Regions from separate parts of the Homo sapiens genome. Here region 1 is linked to region 2. A link is a loop called in an ENCODE intact Hi-C map of the cell type or tissue named here. Cell type or tissue: PC-3. All regions are shown on one strand. Region 1 has its middle 120 kb from the start of ZXDA. Region 2 has its middle 9.2 kb from the start of ZXDB.

Region 1 (5,000 bases), 440 kb before region 2:
ACAAAGAGACTTAGATTCCAGCACAATAATAGTGAGAGACTTTGTCACCCCACTGACAGTATTAGACAGGTCATACAGACAGAAAATTAACAAAGATATTCAGGACTCCAACTGAGCACTGGATCACATGAACCTGTTCCAGTGCTCAGTTGAAGTCCTAAATATCCACATGGACCCAATCACATAGAAATATACAGAACTCTCCACCCAAAAGCAACAGGATGTACATTTTTTTCTTTGCAACATGGCAGCTACTGTAAGATCAATCACAAATCAGACATAAAACAATCCCTAGCAAATTAAAAAATAAACACTGAAATTATACCAAGCACACTGTCAAACCACAGTGCAATAAAAATAAAAATCAATACTTAAAAATCTCTCAAAACCATGCGATAACTTGGAAATTAAATAACTGGCTCCTGAATGACATTTAGTAAATAAAGAAATTAGGAAAAATTTATGAAATTCTTTAAAACTAGTGAGAACAAAGATACAAAATACCAGAGTATTTCAGAGACAGCTAAAGTAGTCTTAAGAGAAATTTATAGCACTAAATGTTCACATCATAAAGAAAGGACTCCAATTAACAACATAGTATCACAATGACAGAAACTAGAGAAACAAGAACAAACCAATTACAAAGCTAGTAGAAAAGAGGAAATAAACGAATTAGAACGGAACTAAAAGAAAAAAAACAGAGACACACAAAATATACATAAGAACAATAAATCCAGGAGTTGGTTATTTAAAAAAAATAACAAGATAGACAACTAGCTGGACACATAAAAAAGAGACAGAATCCAAGTAAGCACAATTAGAAAAGACAAAAGGGACATTAGCACTGTCCCCAAAGAAATGTAATAAAACCTTCAGAAACGACTGCAAACACCTCTATGCACATGAACTAGAATACCTAGAAAAACAGATTCCTGGAAACATACCACCTCCCAAGAGTAAACCAGGAAGAAATCAAATCCCTGAACAAACCAGCAATGAGCTCCAAAATTGAAAGAGTGATAAAAAGCCTACCAGCCACAAAGGCTCAAGAGCAAACAGATTCACAGCTTAATTCTACAAGATGTATAAAGATGAGCTGATATTCTTTCTACTGAAACTATTCAAAAAAATTGAGGAGAAGGAAATCCTTCCCAACTCTTTCTATGAGGCCAGAGTCATTCTGATATCAAAACTTAGCAGAGATAAAACAAAAGCAGAAAACCTCAGGGCAGTATACCTAATGAACAGAGATTCAAAAATTATCAATAAAATACTGGGAATACAGCAGCACATCAAAAAGCTAAAGCACTGGGATCAAGTAGACTATATCTGTGGGCAGCAAGGTTAGTTCAACATGTAAATTAATAAATGTGATTTATTACATAAACAGAACAAAATAAAAACCACATGATTATCTCAATAGATGCAGAAAAGGATTTTCATAATATTCAACATGCTTCACGTAATAATCCTCAATAAACTAGGCATTGAATGAATATAGTTCAACATAGTAAGATCCATCTATGACAAACCCACAGCCAATATCATACTGAATGGGAAAAAGCTGAAAGCATTCCCTTCTGAAAATCACCATAAGTCAAGGACAGCCTGTTACCACTCCTATTCAACATAGAATTGGAAGTCCTGGCCACAGAAATCAATCCAGAGATAGAAATAAAAGATATCCAAATAAGAAGAGAGGAAGTCAAACTATCTCTGTTTGCAGATGACATGATTCTATTACTGGAAAACTCTATAGTCTCTTCTCAAAAGCTCCTTGGCCTGATAAAAAACTTCAGCAAAGTTTCAGAATACAAAATTAATGTACAAAAATCAGTAGCATTCCTATACACCAACAACTTCGAAGCTACAAGCCAAATCAGGAATGCAATTCTATTCACACTAGCCACCAGAAGAATAAAATATCTAAAGATCTCAACAGTAAGAATTACAAAACACTACTCAAAGAAATCAGGGACGACACAAAGAAATATAAAACATTTTGTGTTTACAGATAGGAAGAATCAATATCATTAAAATTACCATACTGCTCAAAGCAATGTACATATTCAATGCTATTTCTATCAAACTACCGATGACATTCTTCACAGAATTGGAAAAACTATTTTAAGATTCATATGGAATCAAGAAAGGCTTGACTAGCCAGGAAAATCCTAAGTACATAGAAGAAAGCTAGAAGCATCATGTCGCTTGACTTCAAACTTTATTACAAATATATGTCACATCTGATTATTGTCTTAATTATAGTCTTGGCTCTTTAGACTGTGTTTTCCCTTACATTTTAACATGCCTAATAATTTTTTTTGATGTTGAAAGCTGGGCATGTTTTATTGGGAAATTAAGACTGAGACAAGTAGGACTATAGTGCAGGAATTTATGTTTATCTAGCTAAGAGTTCAACTGCATTTTACATTTTTTTGTTATTGTTGCTATGAATTTCTTCAGTGACCTTGTTTTTGTCACCCCCTTTTTCCCCTCTTTACTTTGTATCTTTATTTTTCTTTTCTTCAAGGAGTCTGTCTCTTGCAACTCTCCCAGTGATAGTTCTCTGTTATATTCATGCCTTGTTATGGTGTCCGTAATATGTATTGAAGAGATGTTCATTAATGTTATAATTAAGCCTTGGCTTTTAGAGTGCACAGTAGCTCTATCTCACAGGGATGTGTCTCGAGTGTTTCATCTTCCCTCTCTCGGAGGCCTATTTTGTATTTTCCCCCATTCACATTCTAAGCCACAAAAATGTACCCTCCAATATTTACAGTCTGTATATTTAAATACTTCCCTGCCGCAAATTAAGGCCTTTTTTCTTAAGTGAGACAAAGATTATAGTGCTGATGACATTTTCCTCCTTTCAACTTTAATACCGTTTCACTAACGGCCTTTGCTGGTATCCTTTTCTCCTAAAAATTAAACTTGTTTTTTCCACAAGGGACTTAAGCCTATGTAGATGTCACAGTGACTATTTACCACCTTCTCGACTTAGCACCAGCAGAGGGAGCTGTCTTCCAATTGATCTGTTCTTCCCCCGAAAGCCTGTTGAAACTCCTAGGGGGGAAAAAAAAGAGGTTGCAAATGGACATCAACCTCAATACCACTGTGGCCCCCACCAGCTTCGGACAAACTAGCTTGTACTTGGCCTTCAGCAATTCATAGTTATTTTTAATTTTATGTTTCTATCAGTTTATATGGTGTTAACATTTTTTCTTTTTCCTCCAGGAAAGCAAATGGTTCATGTGTCTTCTTCCATGAGCCTTCAGGATTTTGAGACGGTCACATATCCATTGGCTTCAATTTTCTGCTGAGAATTAAGTTTTTAATATTCATGTTTATTAATTTTATTCTGAGTGTACACATGAGCTGTTCTAGATTAGATAAGTTTTCTTACTATACCTCACAGTATGTAATAAGTATGTTGGCTTGCCTTTTGCCTATTCATGGACACTATGGTGACATGATCACCAAGTCAATTGTCCTACATCAGTAGTTAGACACTCTATAGATGAATAAGAAAAAAATATTCCTTTCTGCTTACAAATGGAAAGGGGATAGCTGCTTTCATTCCCTCCTGAAAGGACCTTCTCATTATGCCAATATGCTGGTATATAATAAAATCTCTCCAGGAGCCACACAGGCCCATGTCTCTCAGCTTTTATGACCCATAGATGTGTAAAAGATCAGAGTTTATTCTTCCTAGAAATTCAAATATCTAGAAAGATAGCCACTCCAGAATCTCTAGCACCTCAAATCTTAATTTAGATAACTAGTCCAGGACATAACTCTTTTGTCATCTCTGGAAACGATACAATAGACATTAGCAAATGGCAAGATACCTGTCTCATTATATGTAAATAGTTATTCAAAGGCTAAGGCTTTATCCAAAAAAATTAGGAAGTCTAAAAATATTCTATTTCACCACAGCAGGTTCTTGAAAAATAGTTAACTTTTTGTTTGTCTACTTCATTTCTTGTTAAAAAGTAAAAGCTTCTGTTCTCAACTTCTTATCTGTCTGAACTGAACCCAAAAGTCCTAATCATTTTTTAATGACTTAAATATCATGGTAATACGCAAATAATATATAATTTACCACTTTAACCATTTTTAATTATACAATTTAGTTGTATTAACTACATTCACGTTATTGCATAATAATCACTACTACCCAACTCCTGAAATTTTGTCATCTCAAACTAAAATTTTGTGCCCATTAAACCATAACTCCAAACTACTCCCATTCCCAGCCATTGATAACCACTATTCTACTTTGTACCTATATTTATTTTAATATTCTAGGAATCTCAAATACAAGGAATCATACCATATTTTCCTTTTGTTGGTGGCTCTTTTTACTTAGCATAATTCTTTCAAGGTTCATTCACATTGTAGCATGCCTTGGAATGTTACTCCTTGTAAGGATGAATAATATTCCATTATATGTATATACCACCTTGTATTTATTCAATCAAGCATTGATGGACACTTGTTGCTCTAACCTTTTTTGTCTATTGTGAATAAAGCTGCTATGAACATGGGTTTAAAAATATCTCTTCATGCTTGTTTTCAATGTTTTTAGATATACACTTATACTTTATGATCATATGATAATTATTTTTTTTTTATTTTTTGAGGAGCTCTTAGATAGTTTTCCATTGTGGCTATATTATTTTACATTTTCATCAACAACGCACAAGGGCCTACTTTCTCTACATCTTTGCCAAAATTTGTTATATACTTTTTTTTAGTTAGTATCCATCTTAGTGGGTGTAAAGTAGGATCCGATTTGGAGTTTGATCTGCATTTTCTCAATGATTACTGATGTTTAACATCTGCTTATGTTTTTGTTGAGCTGCAATATATTTCATTTAGAGAAGTGTTCATTCAAGTCCTTCGAAATATATAGTCAAATATTTGTACGTTTCACCTGGGTTTTGTTGTTGTTGAGTTGTAACAGATGTTTATATATTATGACTATTAATTTCTTA
Region 2 (5,000 bases):
TGAGCTTCTCCCAAACTCTCAAGGCCCAGGTGGAGGAGAGGTCTTTAGTTCCTGACCACTGGCTGCATTTTGCCTCACTCTGCCCTGCACATGACTTAACTTTTAATTAAAAAAAAAAAGCACTTCCCCCAAAGGTCTGATAAGCTATGAGACCTTTCAGTGGGAACTTGAAGGATGAGGAGGCATTGGGAATGACAGTTTACAAACTGTCCACAGGAATTGATTGGAATATTTTGGTAATAGAATAGTCTAAATGCAGTTAGCATGTTTGAGTACTTGATTTATCACGTGGTATTTGGAAAAAGTGCTCATCACTTTTTTATTTTCTCACCAATGGGAAACTAATCCAGAGTGTTCCTTAAATATCAGATTTCTCACCCATAACTCTGTCCACAAGTGGTTCATATCTGAGTCAAACATGCTCCTATACCATCAAAGTAGAAAGCAGGACCTTACTTGAGATGCTCTTTACTAATAGTGAAAAAAAAATACATTTACACAATGTGAAATAATACTTTGAAAATATGACCCAGAATGTGAAAAAGCAATAGCACACTAAAATAAACACATAGAAACAAATAAGTCTTGACAATTTTTATTATTGATGTTTAAAGATAAGTTAACTGGCAAATACATCGTCAAAGACTTTGCAGTACTTAAGGTGTTGTTTTGAGGGTTCTTTGATGCAAGACATATTGCCATTCCTTAAATTTAAAACTAAATGAAATTATATGTAATTTATATAATTTATAAAATACAAATTATTTATATTTTATAAGCATAACTCCTTACCAATAATCATAAGCCCTTACCACATTCAAAATGACGATCATTTTCATCACCTCCTAAGGCTTTCTCATGCCCCTTTATGTTGCTTCCCTCCCTACCCATCCCCATCCCATCCCTGTCCCTAGGCAACCACTGATCTACTTTCTCTCACTATAGATTAGTTTGTGCTTTATAGAATTTTATATAAATAGAATTATACACTGTATACTCTTTTTTGTCTTCTTAAAATCAGCATAGTTATTTTCAGATTCACCCATGCTGTTATTTCTATCAATAGTTCATTACTATTTGTCATAGTATAGTATTTCATTGTATGGTAATTTGGATTGTTTCCAGTTTTTCACTAGCACAAATGAAGCTGCTATAAACATTCACGTACAAGTCTTTATGTGGACCTATGCTTTCATTTCTCTTAGATAAAAACTCAGGAGCAGTAGTATTGTACGTGTGCACTTAACGTTTTAAGTTCAGGTTAACGTTGCAGATTGATCTTACCTTGCTGCTTAGAGTCCTGTTGATAGTACAGATTGAATGGATTTTATCTCAGACCAGTCAGATTAATCAGAGTGGCTAAGTGGCATGTTATTATATCAGTGGGTTAAAGATGACCTCCATATATTGGCCTCTATGTTGCCATTATACTTTCTCACAGCAGGCTGAAAGCCTGGCAATGACAAACTCGAATTTTTTACACATGCAATTGCTTTAAATATAGCTCAAGTAAGCATATGTGTAGCCATTTAGGGCTTGCCTGCCTCGCATGCCCCACAAAACTGCACCAACATCTGCTAGCCACGGTTAAGGCAAACACAGGGGCTATAAAACACCCCATGCCACTGCTTGCCTCCAGAGCTCTCTGACCCAGAAACTCCCTCTCCTGATGCTGAGTCATATCGCCCAGACACATAAGGCTCTCTCCTATTCTCCTCTACCCCAGGAGTTACCTTGCCTTTTTCCCCTTCTGGGCAGTGGCCCTCTGCTGCTGCCTCTGGAAGGTCTGATGTGAGAGACTTCCCCTCTCTGGCAACCTGTCTAAGCACCGCCAAAATAAAAAGCTTCTTGGCTGGGCGCGGTGGCTCGCGCCTGTAATCCCAGCACTTTGGGAGGCTGAGGCAGTGGATCACCTGAGGTCAGGTGTTCGAGACCAGACTGGCCAACAGGGTGAAACCTCGTCTCTACTAATAAATACAAAAATTAGCCCGCCATTGTGGCGGGCACCTGTAATCCCAGCTACTTGGGAGGCTAAGGCTGGAGAATCACTTGAACCCAGGAGGCGGAGGTTGCAGTGAGCGGAGGTTGCGCCACAGCATTCCAGCTTGGGCAGCAGAGTGAGACTGCTTCTCACAAAAAAAACAAACGAAACAAACAAACAAACAAACAAACAAACAAAACGGTTCTTGGGTGCTACTGCCATCTTGTGGTCATGTCTTCTTCATTGATCAGCCCAGAAATCTTGGAACTCGCAGCAAGTGGTGAGGAGGATGGGATTTTCATGAACAAGAAATTGGCATAGCGTCTACCCAGTCAGTAGGACAATCAACTGAAAAATCAGTCCTAGGCAGCCTTAAGTGCTCAGACTCTACATTTAGAATGCCTCTGTAGCAGTTTTGCGTAGCATCGCTCATTGCTGTACTGCAACAATATACTTTTTGCAGTCTCCTTCTATACCTCATTGACCTGGCCTAGAGGTAGCACCAGTAGTTGAGTGAACCCACACCATTAGAACTGACTTTTGGGGTCTTAGATGCCAAGGTACTGGGGAAGGAGGTCAGCCCACTTACCTGGGTCCCCCCCTCAGTTGACATTGGACATTGTGCACCTGTGTACCTGAATAGAAAAGGAGAGGGAGTGCATGCCTCTGGAATAAGGGTGAACCACCCTGGACTGCATAACAGGCTATGGTGGGAAATGCTCCCTGTGGCTGGGTTGAGGATTTGGGGTAGTCTGAGATGTGAGGATTTCCTCCTCCCCGGAGACAGATAGGCAAGTAAATGAGCCAATAAGGCAGAGACATCAGGCCAAGGCTGGTCTCCTAAGGGCAGCTGGTGGAAAGGCCTTTGCAAGCAGGTAGCATGCCTCTACTGTTGTTACACTCAATTATGATGTTGCAGTTGTCATCATGCTATCCCCTCTCCAGAGGGATATTAATATCTCAACCTTTGGACTGAGCTAGCTAGAGTGGTACTTAAAGTGACTGAAGGCAAAGAAATTTATATTCCTACCCCTCCCGGAACCCTACAGGAGGTTGCTGTCAGGTCGAACAGGCATTCCTAACCATGAGGCATGTGCTGACCTTGCTGGCAGCAATTTATCACCAGGATGCCACCTGGAGAAGAGGTAAGAGCCCAAAGTCTTGGGAGAGACAGTTTGGACAAGAGGTCCCTGGAGAGGAGAATAGGTGCTCTCCAGAAGAAAAGGCAGCAGTGTCACCACGGTAGGGACTGGGATAACTTATCCTCTGCTTTGCCTGTAGCCACTCAGAAAGTAATAAAAATGGAAAAGACAAAAAGGGAGAGCCAAGAAAGAAGGGTCAGTTCTTGCTCGGAGGAGGAGTCCCATCCTCTCTCTTACCTGAGCCCCAGTCTCTCCTTAAGTACCCAGGCCAAGAACCAAATAAACAAGGGGCTGCTTGGCTCTATAGAATGCATCTGGCAGGGAACAAATTCCATGTAATGGGGAATGAAATTAAACAATTGGGAGCGATAGTACATGATGGAAAAATTGTGTCCCCTCTAATGGATCCTGTAGAGTAGAATTTGGGAAGAAGCCACACAGAGGCATTGGACCTCTGTTCACATCTTTATTGCTGATGTGTATTTTTGTGGATTAGAAGGCTGCCCACCCTACATTAGACCTCATAATGGCCTGGGAAGACTGTCCAGGGAAAAGATTAGCCAAGGCCAAAGATCTCCTCCACCAGTTGGACATGTTGGAGTGGAGACAACAAATGAGGTGTGGCAGGATGACTTGACAAGACTGGAGGAGTCTGAATCGAGTCCTGAGTCCACTCAATTGTTTCTTTGGGGGCAGGGCTCCTGGGAAAATCTTTACTGGGCATGGTGGCTACTGCTAAAACAATTCAAGAGGCCATAGCTGCACTGGATTTAATAGAAACTCATGAAAGACAAACTCAGAGTCAGGTGCTGCCTGCTAACACTATAATACCCTACCTGGCCTAAATCAAAGTTACTATCAACACTGAGGCTGCCCCCTCCTGGGCCAAACAAGCCACCTATGTCCAGGCCCTCATGTGTGCATCAACCATGAGATGAAGAAAAGAGGTTATGTTAGACCCTAAGGCACAAGAAGGTCCCAAGTTGGATGATCTCTGGTGAATCATTGGAGTAATTGCAATACTTACTAGGGTTAGATTACAACCCCCCATTCCACAACTGTCTCTGATCACTGCCAAGTGGCTAAGAATCTTCTCCCACACAGGGATCCTGCAGTGTCAGAAGGCCCCTTCTGACAGACAGTTGCCCTTTTACCGTATTAACTGTGGCTTGGGCACTGACAAACAACACTGCTAAGTCTGTCAGTCAAACAGAGTTACTTGATGCAGCTTGAACCTGCCCCTCCTGGTTCAGATGGTTCATACACCACAGCAGAAGCTGAAGCAGGACACTGAAGGACATAGATAAACAAGGAACACTGATTCCTACTACGTCGCCTATCAATTCCCCATATGGCCTACACTAAGAGACACTACTAAGTGGAGACTATAGACCTTAGAGAGTTCATCGAGGATGTTCCCTTTATTAGAGCACCTCTATAGGACATTGTGACCTTAATGGGTGTCATTCAAAACATCAGAGGTAAGTTTCTATTAATCCAGGGCATCTAAGGCCCCCTGAAATTGAATCTGCAGTTATAGACTTGGCTAACATATTCTATTCAGTAAAAATTTCACAGTAGAGTCAAACACATTTCACTTCTACCTTTGAGAGTCAATAGTACACCCTTACCCACTTGCTTTTGGGGTATTTATTTTGTTTCCCCTCATCTTCATTGTGATGCTAGCTTTTTGGGGGGGGGTATTTAAATAGCCCTTCAATTGCACAGTCTTTGCCAACAGGACATAGGCACCTGCCCCACAATTTCACCAGAAGCTATGCTTTGGCATTATATCAGTGACATCCTCCTCACGGAACCTGTCCAAGACTGTTTCACAGTTGATCACAGCCCTCAGTAAACCACCTTTCACTGAGGGT

What was found. A loop is a pair of places that touch in the nucleus more often than their neighbours do. Peaks named below come from ENCODE experiments on the same cell type or tissue, not always from the same donor. Only the 100,000 strongest peaks of a DNase experiment are listed, where the experiment ranks them.
Region 1: a loop joins it to region 2, with 5 times the contacts of the local background. A loop is called at or near these places in 18 of 110 quality-filtered maps.

The regions. Positions count from the first base shown.
Region 1 is chrX:58,024,214-58,029,213 of GRCh38, reverse strand. No RefSeq gene overlaps it. Among named protein-coding and RNA genes, the nearest start is that of ZXDA, 120 kb to the right of the region's middle. In PC-3, a CTCF peak has its summit at 3,008 (motif pointing right); no DNase peak of the experiment used is centred here.
Region 2 is chrX:57,580,334-57,585,333 of GRCh38, reverse strand. No RefSeq gene overlaps it. Among named protein-coding and RNA genes, the nearest start is that of ZXDB, 9.2 kb to the left of the region's middle. In PC-3, CTCF peaks have their summits at 1,988 and 2,196 (motif pointing left); no DNase peak of the experiment used is centred here; H3K27ac peaks cover 759 bases.